Linked DNA regions of Homo sapiens: region 1 is linked to region 2. The links are chromatin loops, found by intact Hi-C in ENCODE. Cell type or tissue: CD4-positive, alpha-beta T cell. All regions are shown on one strand. Links, peaks and the distances in the headings refer to the core of each region. The heading gives the core; the rest is flanking DNA.

Region 1 (5,222 bases), core at 223-5,222, 270 kb after region 2:
TGGAATAGCTGGGATTACAGGTTCCTGCCACCATGCCCGGCTAATTTTTGTATTCTTAGTAGAGATGGGGTTTCGCCATATTGGCCAGGCTGGTCTTGAACTCCTGACCTCAAGTGATCCGCCCTGCCTTGGCCTCCCAAAATGCTGGGATTACAGGTGTGAGCCACCGCGCCCGGCCATAGTTCTTAAACATATAAGCAGGTAGAGTTCTAGATGGAGAATACTGGGATGTTCTGAATGCACCCTGGCCTTCGTTTCCTCTGAGACTCTGCCAAATAAGCTATGGGGTGTCTAGCCAGGGGGTTACCATTCTAGGATGCAGGGAAACACAGATCCTCCTCCATTATTGAACAGGAAAGAATGACTTACCCGAGCTCAAACTCAGACAGACAAATAGAAACAAACAGAATCGGCCCCTTTTGTGTGACAAACGGAGAGCTCAAAGGTGAAGAGAAGGAAGCTCAGATCCGAAAAAGACTTATCCCAAACCCCTTGGTTAGCAAGAAAGTAGTGAACACAGCTGGCTGTGTGGGTGCCCATGCCTGGTTACTCCCTGCAGTCAGGGCTCCTTGGGATCTTCTTTGAATCTCACTTCTAATTCCCCCAAAATGTCCAGAATAAAATAGGCTCCAATTAGGGGGGGGAAAAAAAAGTTTATTGTCATGCAAAAAGCACGAATTGTCATCCAGGAGACTTCAATCTGAGCGGTAAGCAACTCAGAGGCAGGCTGGTGTAGGATGGCTTAGAAAGCAAAAACCAGCCGGGCACAGTGGCTCACGCCTGTAATCCCAGCACTCTGGGAGGCCGAGCCAGGCAGATCACGAGGTCAGGAGTTCGAGACTAGCCTAGCCAACATAGTGAAACCCCATCTCTACTAAAAATACACAAAATTAGCCAGGCATGGTGGCGGGTGCCTGTAGTCCCAGCTACTCAGGAGGCTGAGGCAGGAGAATCGCTTGAACCCAGGAGGCAGAGGTTGCAGTGAATGGAGATTGCACCACTGCACTCCAGCCTGGGCGACAAGAGTGAGACTCCATCTCAAAAAAAAAAAAAAAAAAAAAAAAAAGGCCAGGCGCGGTGGCTCACGCCTGTAATCCTAGCACTTTGGGAGACCAAGGCGGGTGGATCATGAGGTCAGGAGATCGAGACCATCCTGGGTAACACAGTGAAACCTTGTCTCTACTAAAAATACAAAACATTAGTCAGGCGTGGTGGCGGGCACCTGTAGTCCCAGCTACTCGGGAGGCTGAGGCAGGAGAATGGCGTGAACCCGGGAGGCGGAGCTTGCAGTGAGCCAAGATCGCACCACTGCACTCCAACCTGGGCGACAGAGCGAGACTCCATCTCAAAAAAAAAAAAAAAAAAAAAAAAGCAAAAACCAGGAGGTGGCTTCACCTTCACGATGACCGACTATGATGGTGGGGGCTTCCATATGACAAGGGATCGGTTAAAAGTGATTGTCTTACATCCTTTTGGAAGGCGATTTCAGCTTTGTTTATGATTCTCAGCAGCATTTATTTACAGGGAATAAGCTAAGTTTCACTCACATTCAGAAGTCAAACTAGATTAAGTTGTGTTTACATGGCCTAACTGCTTTTGTCTGCTTTGGGGAATTCTCAGTCCTGGTCTCCATTTTTAAAAAATTATTTATTTTTTGAGATGGAGTCTTGCTCTGTCACCCAGGCTGGCACGATCTCCGATCACTGCAACCTCCACCTCCCGGGTTCAAGCAATTCTCCTGCTTCAGCCTCCCGAGTAACTGAGATTACAGGCACCCGCCACCACACCTTAATTTGTTCTTTGACAATTTTAGTAGAGATCGGGTCTCACCATGTTGGCCAGGCTGGTCTCGAACTCCTGACCTCAGGTCATCCGCCCACCTCGGCCTCCCAAAGTGCTGGGATTACAGGCGTGAGCCACCACGCCCGGCCCATGTTATTTTATTTTAACACAGATAACTAACTGTCTTTGAGTTAGAGACAGGACTTTGGGGCCCAAAAGGGGCAGGAACTCCAAGGGGCTAAGAGAGGGGAGGCTGGGCCCACAGAGGAGGTCTGGAGGGGAGTGTCCACCATGCTATTTGAGAATCCAGCAGGCAGGGCCTTAAGAGCAGCTCCACGCTCCAAAAAGAGAGAAACTGCCCCAAATGGGCCATCAGGACAGCTCTGGGAAAGGGGCCCCAAAAAAACTCCTTTAAACATCCCTGTTTCACTGACAGGAAGACTTCGGCCCAGATTGGAGGGGAAACAGAGAAGCGTAAGCCTCAAATAGTTAGAATGGTAGCTGAGACCAAATTTTGAGCATTGGAAATGTTTGCATACCATACAAAGAAAATTAGAAAAATATATGGGGATTGGCAAAAAGGCACCCTCTTTCCCCAACACTTTGCCGCCATCTGCTGGAAGAGTGTTGTAATGACTATAAAACACCGTGGTGTTACAGCGCCCCCTAGCGCCATACAGTGGACAATCACAGAACAGTTACAAGAGAAATTTTTTTTTTTTTTTTTTTTTTTTTTTTGAGACGGAGTCCCGCTCTGTAGCCCAGGCTGGAATACAGTGGCGCCATCTCGGCTCACTGCAACCTCCGCCTCCTGGGTCCTGGTTCAAGCAATTCTCCTGCCTCAGCCTCCTGAGTAGCTGGGATTACAGGCACGTGCCACCATGCCCGGCTAATTTTTTTGTATTTTTAGTGGAGACGGGGTTTCACCATGTTGGCCAGGCTGGTGTTACACTCCTGACCTCGTGATCTGCCCGCCGCGGCCTCCCAAAATGCTGAGATTACAGGCGTGAGCCACCACACCCGGTGGAGAAATCTTAAAAAGACCGCTAACAAAAATGCTTTGAGGCCGGGCGCAGTGGCTCACACCTGTAATCCCAGCACTTTGGGCAGCCGAGGCGGGCAGATCACTTGAGGTCAGGAGTTCGAGACCAGCCTGACTAACATGGGGAAACCCCGTCTCTACTAAAAATACAAAAATTAGCTGGGCGTGGTGGCACACGCCTGTAATCCCAGCTACTTACGAGGCTTGAACCCAGGAGGGGGAGGGGAGGCTTCAGTGAGCGAGATTGCGCCACTGCACTCCAACCTGGGCGACAGAGCAAGACTCCATCTCAGGAAAAAAAAAAAAAAAAAAAAAAAAAAAGCTTTGAGAATGCACAGCTCTGGGGGAAGTCATGAGTTTTCTCTTCAGGGGTAAGGTTAGGGAACACCCATGTACTAAAAAGGGAAAAATCAGATTAACCAGCAGGATAAATTCTTGCCATCATAAAATTTTTGTTTGCTAAAAGGGGTCAAAAGCTTTTCCCCAAATATTATTTTAGCATTTGGCATCAAAGGTTTTATTATCTCCCACCGAATATGCTCTATCCTCCTTCCTAGTTGTGTGTCCTCAGGTATATTGCTGCTTCTGTGCCTCAGTTTCCTCATCTGTAAAATGGGGCTGTTGCGAGGACCCAAAGTGCCTGTAAACTGCCTGACACATAAAGTGCTCAATGCTACTGCAAACTGGCTCAGGGCACAGACTCTGCAGCCAGTCAGCTGGTGCTCAAGTCCCGTTCTGCCATTTGCTGGCTGTGTGACTCTGAGCATGTAACTTAACCTCTCTGTACTTCTTATCTTGCTTATCTGTAAAATGGGCATCTGAAAAGTGTCTGACTCACTGAGTTAGAATGAAATGTTAATGCGTGTAAACTCTTAGAACAGAGCCAAGGGGCCGGGCATGGAAAATCACCCTGCTGCTCTTCGACTCATCTGAGATGGGTGCCCACCCTGCCCCTCCTGGTCCCCTCAGGTTTTAACTGCTTCCACCCATTTTCCAGTGTCCAAATTCCTCAACCTGTTTCCCCCCATCCGCTGGACCACGGAGATGAGAGCCATGGGAGGGTGTGGGCAGAGGGAACCATGGGCCCAGTTTCTCCATCTGTGGTGCTGGCCGGGAGGGGAGGGGTGGTGGCCTCTGTCCCTCTGGCTGCCAAGCAACTGACACCCCCCACAGGTGGGAGGCAGGGGCCCCACCCGGTGCTATGGAGGTTAGGTCATCTTTCTGCCTTCCCTGGTGGCCAGAGCTTGGGTCTGTGATCTAATCATGGCCATTGACAGATGGGGGTGGGGAAAGACAGCGTGAAAGGGTCCAAGAGAACGACAGGGAGACAGAACTCGGGTCCTTCCTGCCTTGGAGTCTCTGTTCCATCCAGCTGGGCAGATGCCTGGGTCCATCCTGGTCGATGGGGTGGGGAGCACCTAAGACCCCCGCTCCCCCCGGTTCTCTGGTCTTCCCTTCACAGCTTCCTTTGTCAGTGGCGAGGCTTCTTAGGACCCCTAATTCATGTCCATGACTCCTGGGAGTCCACATCTGCTCCTGCCAGACCCTGAGACTCCCCAGCAGCCTCTGACACCATTGCTTAGTGTCCACACCTGCCCCCAGCCCCCAGCATCTCCCCCACCTCCGTGTGCCTGGCACGTCCCCAGCGTGATGACCCTGATCCAAACTGTAACTAGAGTGGTGTCCCCTATTTTAGCAGACTCCTGTGCTCAAGCGATCCACATGACTCGGCCTCCCCAAGTGCTGGGATCACAGGCGTGAGCCCCCGTGCCCGGCCAGCCCTGGATGTTCATCACCTGCGTCTATGGGCATCTCTCCGTCACACTCCCTTTTGGAAGTTACTGTTTCTTTTTGGTCAATTCATTGCCTCTAACTTCAGAGCCCTACTCACGTGTATTTATCCCCCTTGATTCCCCAAAACTTATCGGCTTACCCAGACCTTCCCCCATTAAATGCTTTCCCTCCCTCCCATGGCCCTTCCGTTTTCCCGAGCCCAGCTCTGTGGCGTTGATCTGCTCAAAGTTTTGGTACTTGTGGTGGGTGTGCCTGAGTCTCTTTGTTCTGACTTTACTGAGACATTGATCGCCGTAAAGGTCCCATCTCTTGCAGCATCTTCTGAATTTCTCTTCTCGTTTAAAAACTTCCTCCAATATCCACTTGGAAAAAGATAAAATTAGATCCATTCCTCACATCACATACAAGAAGGAACTCCAAATAGACTGGAGATCTTGACATAAAGAAGAAAACTGTACAAAAACCAGAAGAAACCCGAGGGAACTTCCCTGAAACCCGGGTGTAGGGAGAAGTACTGACTCCCACGCCAGCACAATTAAAGAAATACTGATACATTTGGCTTCATAAAAATAAACTTGTACTGTGGCAACAAACCACAAGTGAA
Region 2 (5,475 bases), core at 301-5,300:
GGGGGGCCATTACTCTTCCTACCAGAGCACATATCAATAATCTTCTTATGAAATAATCACTCAAAGACTCACAAGGATTCTACTCCTATTGGGCCCTTGAGGACTCTAATCTATTACAATCGACATTCTCAGATATTATCAAGGACTAAGTACACTTATGCTTGTCACTAACAAGTGTGAGCTGCCTTCCCTCCAAATACTCCATCACGGCCTCTTCATAATTTCCAAACAGGGAATTTAGTCCTCCGGAAAAGACATCGCAGGAAGACTAACCTTGAACTCAGATGGGATGGACCCTACACTATTGCAAACACCAGACTGTCCTGCCTTGGGTTCATATCTCAGAGATGAAGAGATATAAGACCTGTGCTGAATGGGAATCCACTCCCGTTGGAGACCTCAGAGGGAGGCTCTTTCAAGAGCCCTGGAAGCAGACGAGGCTGCAATTGTAGACAGCTCTCCCAAGAACCTTGGGTTAAGCAGACAACATCATGAGACAGCCTGCTCCTGGAATCAGAAACTCCAGGATTCCCTCCCACACACGCTATTTTAGAGACAGGGTCTCACCATGTTGCCCAGGTTGGCCTTGAACTCCTGAGCTCACACAATCCTCCTGCTTCTGTCTTCTGGGTAGCTGGTACTACAGGTGCATGTCACAGAGCCTGGCTAGGATTCCCCATTTTAATACCCACTCTGGTCCTCCCGTGCCTGCTTCTCATCATATGACTTTTGCCTTTCATTTGCATTCTCTCTCTCTTTATTTATTTATTTATTTAGAGACAGAGCCTCCCTCTGTTGCCCAGGTTGGAGTGCAGTGGCGTGATCTCGGCTCAGTGCAACCTCCACCTCCCAGGTTCAAACGATTCTCCTGCCTCAGCCTCCCAAGTAGCTGGGATTACAGGCGTGCACCACCACACCCAGCTAATTTTTATATTTTTAGTAGAGACGGGGTTTCGCCATGTTGGCCAGGCTGGTCTTGAACTCCTGACCTCAAATGATCTGCCTGCCTCTGCGTCCCAAAGTGCTGGGATTACAGGCATGAGCCACCCCACCCGGCCTCATTTGCATTCTCTTTGACTGATCTTTGATTACATGCTTCTCAGATCACAATTCTCCAGCTGTAACTTCTGTCTCTTCCCAAATGACACATCTCCCCTCCCTATTCTACCTTCCAGCCTGCAAGATCCACAATGCCCCTGGCTTACTTTTGCAAAAGTGTTTACTCAGTCTTACAACTGCAATTAGGATTGTCAGTTTTGTTCCCCTTTCTCAGCACAAATCACTACTCCCAGGGCCCCATCCCCTTCACTCGCACCACCAAAGCCTTTGGATGGAGCACTGTGCCCTACACGCCTTCCTCAAAGGCCTCTCCCAACGCACCACTCGATTTTTATGGGAACCTCTTCCCATCCCTACCATCTATAAATCAAGGTCTATGAGCTTCTGCAACTTCATTAACAGCCCCTGCATGGGACTCAGTCTCTGTAATCACAATTTTTTTTTTTTTTTTTAAAGATTGGGTCTTGCTCTGTCACCCAGGCTGGAGTGCAATGGTGCAATCATGGCTCACTGTAGCCTCAGCCTCCCAGGCTCAAGTGATCCTCCTGCCTCAGCCTCCTGAGTAGCTCGCACTACAGGTACATGCCACCATATCCAGTTTGTGTGCCATGTTTGGAAGCAACTGTTGCTTGTTGATTCTCCAGACATCTATCTTTCTTTCTCTCTCTCTTTCTTTTTCTTTCTTTCTTTCTCTCTCTCTCTCTCTCAATTTCTTTCTTTCTTTCTTTTTTTGAGACGGAGTCTCCCTCTGTTACCCAGGCTGGAGTGCAGTGCCACAGTCTCGGTGTGTGCCATCATGCCCAGCTAATTTTTGTATTTTTAGTACAGATGGGGTTTCGCCATGTTGGCCAGGCTGATCTGAACTCCTGAACTCAGGTGATCTGCCCGCCTCAGCCTCCCAAAGTACTGGGATTACAGACGTGAGCCACTGCGCCTGGCTGATTCTCCAGAAATCTTTTGGCATCATCATTAATAAAAGCATCAAGAAGTCAAAAAGGAAATCAAGTGATCCTCCCGCCTCAGCCTCCCAAGTAGCTGGGGCTACAGGTGTGCACCACCACACCCGACTAATTTTCTAAGTCTATTTTGAACAAGAGGAAGACTGAATAAAGGTTGTCTCTAATAAATTTCAAGACATTTCCCCCCGGAAACTTACTAGATTAGTTTTTAAACTTATTTGTCAAACCCTTCTGTGGCTCTTAATCCATGGAAGACACTGCTCCAAGTACCTAATACATTTCATTGAATCCTCAGAACAACTGTATGAGGCAGCCAGTATTATGATCCCGTGATCAGATGAAGAAACGGTGGCACAGAGAGGTTAAGTAAGTTTTCCAAGGTCACACAGCTGGAAAGTGACAGATCTGTGACTCACCCCGAGGAAGTCTGGCTCCTGGAGACTTTGCTGTCTATCGCCACTATCAATTTCTCTCCATCTCACCACCAGAAGGTCACTTCGTGCACGGGGAATCATAAAAGAGGGAATTTCTTGTATGATCTTCTGGGCCTTGGCTTTTAGGGAGCCAAGGTCTGTCTGAGAGATGAGTATGAATATTAGAGCTAGGTCTTGGAAGTTGGTAGAGGCAGGCTCGGCGTAGTGATACAGATTGGCCGCCTGAGGGTGCCCCAGCCCTGCTTGCGGAGCCTGGAGAGACAGCAGGAAGCCTTGGAAACGAATGTCAGGCTCAGACTCCTAGGACCAGAGAACGTTGAGAATAGAGCATCATAGAAGGCTGAGAACAAAGCCCCTTAGAACGTAGAACAAAGGCCCCTGGAATGGAAGAATGATGAGCACACATCCTCCTAGCACCTGGGAGACAAAAGCTGCTTAGACTCTCTTCTGGTCAAAGCATAGAATCTTCCACCCAGGGTCTTATAATTCCAGAATTTGGAATGCAATCGATCTTAGACTCTTAGCAGCAAGACCGGCTACATATTTGGCCTAGTGCAAAGTGAAAATAAGGGGCCCCTTGCTCAAAAACTAAAAATTTCAAGACAGAAATTGCAGAACATTCAACCAAGCGCGAAGACCCTTCTAAGTGGATTCCAAGCCGGTGAAGCCGGCCCTAAGTAGAAACAATTTCATCGGAGGACGTCCGTCTGGTTTTACAGCTGAGTGTCTGGGAAGGCTTCTTGGAAGAGGAGGCGAAGTCAGGGCTCGACCCCCTAACCCTTTTCTCCCCCTGCGCAGCCTCAGAAGCTGAAGGTTGGGCGGGGTGGAGGGGTAGGAGCAGCTGCCAAACTGTCACGTGTACCCATTCCCTATTTATAGATCACCCTTCCCCTCGCGCCGGACAGTCCAATGGTAGCCAGCGCTCGCCCGCAAGAGGGTGGAACCTGCTGCAGGACCGGCCAGGCACAGACCAATGGCATTGAAGCAAGGGCGGGCTTGTTTCATTGTGACGCGTGGGGGGGCGTGGCCAGGGCCCCGAGGCAGTTGCACGGAGGGGGCGTGGCGAGCGGAGTGAGTAGGCAGTTGCGAGCATGCGTCGTGTTGGGCGGTGCGGTTGCACGCCCGAGAGTCTTCGTCAGGAAGCTTATTCGCCAATAGGCGGCTGTTGCTCGGTCGCCGGGGGCGTGGCCATGCAGATAAGGCGCGGGTGGGCGGCCCAATGGGCGGGCGCCTATGCAGATGAGACGGTGACAGCCCGGCCAGCGGGCGGGCGGGCAGGCTGCTGGGGCGGGGAGGTGGGACCGGGAGAGGGGTGGCCGCGGGGCCCGGCCGGGCTGGGGCGGGGGGCCGCAGCCATGATCCGGGCCTTCTCGTTCCCGGTGAGCCCTGAGCGGGGCCGGCTGCGGGGCTGGCTGGAGGGTAGCCTGGCCGGGCTCTGCGAGTTACATTGGCTCCGGGAGAGGCAGGAGTACCGCGTGCAGCAGGCGCTGCGGCTGGCCCAGCCCGGAATGGGGGGCGCCGAGGCCGAGGACGAGGAGGACGCCGATGAGGATGAAGATGCGGCGGCGGCGCGCCGGGCCGCAGCGGCCCTGGAGGAGCAGCTGGTAAGGGGCTGCCTGTCCGTCCGTCCCTCCACCCCCGTCTGTGTCTGTCTGTCTCGGTTGGATGCTCAGACACCGGGCGGGGGTTGGGGACCCGGGTAGGCAGGGAGTGAGAAAGGACAGGGGGTGGGGCTGGCGACCCCGGAGTTCCGGCGGCGGGCCGGACCTGGCCTCCCCGCCCCCAAATCGGGGGAGGGGGAACTGCATCGCCCCCACTGGGGCCTCGTGAGAAACACAGGCCCTGTCTCTTACACCCCTTCCCCAAAGAAAATCCTTGTGGGCGCCAAGTATGTGTCAAACCCGAGACCGGGTACTTTGCAGGCGTTGTCTTCTTGCGGCTTGGGAAACGGGGTGATAGTCCCCATTTAACAGAGAAACAAATTGAGGCTCAGAGAGAGCAAGCGACTCACCCAAGGTGACACAGCCAGGCTCCAAACATGCCCTTCTCTGGGCCCCGCCACCAGGGCTCCATCTTCCCTAAGTCCTGGTGTGCTTGGAGATCTCTGGAGGGGGCGGGGTGGGAGGAGGGGAATCTCAGGGCCTCCAGAGGGAGGGACCACTGCTGAGAGGAAGCTCACAGTCCCTGAGGACCCCCCACTGGGATCTTGACCCTTTGGTGACACTTCCCCTGCTTCCTACCTGGCCCCAGCTCTCCTTGACCCAAGGGGAGGCAGGTCGAGGCAGCGCCTGGGGGAGACTTCTGGACTCTGGGTGTTCTCATGGTGGAAGATGGGCAGAGGTCTCCGGAATGACTTGAGGACGCCCCATGCCTCTCCCCTTTCTATGTCATTCCTTGAGTCTCCCGATCTCGTCCTGGGTTCTGTCACTCTCTCCGTCCTGCCACATCCCTGTGACTTTCTGTGTCTGCTTCTCTTTCTTCATCCTGTCTCTCTGTCTCTGTGATCTCTGTGTCCCTCTGCATCTGTCTCCTTGGCCTTCCCTTCCTGCCTGTCTGCACCTCGCTCTCTTCTTCTTGCCCGACGTCCCAGGCTCAGTCTGTCTTCCCCTCCCCCCAGCCCGCACACCCTGGCTCCACGGCAGATCCCCATCCCCAAGCCTGTGTGTGGCCAGAGCTTCCCGTTTCGGGAAACCTGAGCCGAGGTGGCAGTGGAGGGGGCTCTCCCCGCCGCTGACCTCGACCGCCCCCTCCCCAGATGGGGAGTGGGGAGGAAGACTGAAGCCAGGCTCCCGGGGCTGCACGCCCGGCCCCTCCCCCTCTCAGGAGTGGGACCCCCCTGCACATTCTTTTCTGGAAACAGAAACAGCTGTGGGAGGCCCCACCCCCTCCCAAAGTTAGAGACGGATTGTGGGGGCCTTCGCTAGCTCCCCCCACCCCAAGCTGGCTCGGCTTGGAAGGCGCCTTCCATCCTGACAAGGAGAATGCGAGGCATGAGGTTGGGGTAGCTGTGGGTAGCTGTGTCC

The links. A loop is a pair of places that touch in the nucleus more often than their neighbours do. Peaks named below come from ENCODE experiments on the same cell type or tissue, not always from the same donor. Only the 100,000 strongest peaks of a DNase experiment are listed, where the experiment ranks them.
Region 1: it touches region 2 in a loop (3-fold over the local background); 7 of 110 quality-filtered maps call a loop at or near these places.

What each region holds. Positions count from the first base shown.
Region 1 is chr19:46,392,932-46,398,153 of GRCh38, reverse strand. All of the region lies in intron 1 of PPP5C-AS1 (PPP5C antisense RNA 1), which reads left to right. Among named protein-coding and RNA genes, the nearest start is that of PPP5C-AS1, 8.7 kb to the left of the region's middle. RefSeq lists an enhancer at 3,939-4,439. In CD4-positive, alpha-beta T cell, for the core only: CTCF peaks have their summits at 2,205 and 2,417 (motif pointing left); DNase peaks (open chromatin) are centred at 2,433 and 2,779; H3K27me3 peaks cover 235 bases.
Region 2 is chr19:46,659,397-46,664,871 of GRCh38, reverse strand. DACT3 (dishevelled binding antagonist of beta catenin 3) reads left to right here and starts at 3,690. Exons shown (of 4, transcript NM_145056.3): 1 at 3,690-4,056. The coding sequence starts at 3,808. It overlaps DACT3-AS1 (DACT3 antisense RNA 1), which reads right to left and starts at 4,508. Exons shown (of 3, transcript NR_040042.1): 1 at 4,464-4,508. RefSeq lists silencers at 3,313-3,432, 3,643-3,892. In CD4-positive, alpha-beta T cell, for the core only: a CTCF peak has its summit at 2,678 (motif pointing right); DNase peaks (open chromatin) are centred at 2,701, 3,551, 4,621 and 5,021; H3K4me3 peaks cover 1,637 bases; H3K27ac peaks cover 681 bases; H3K27me3 peaks cover 1,204 bases.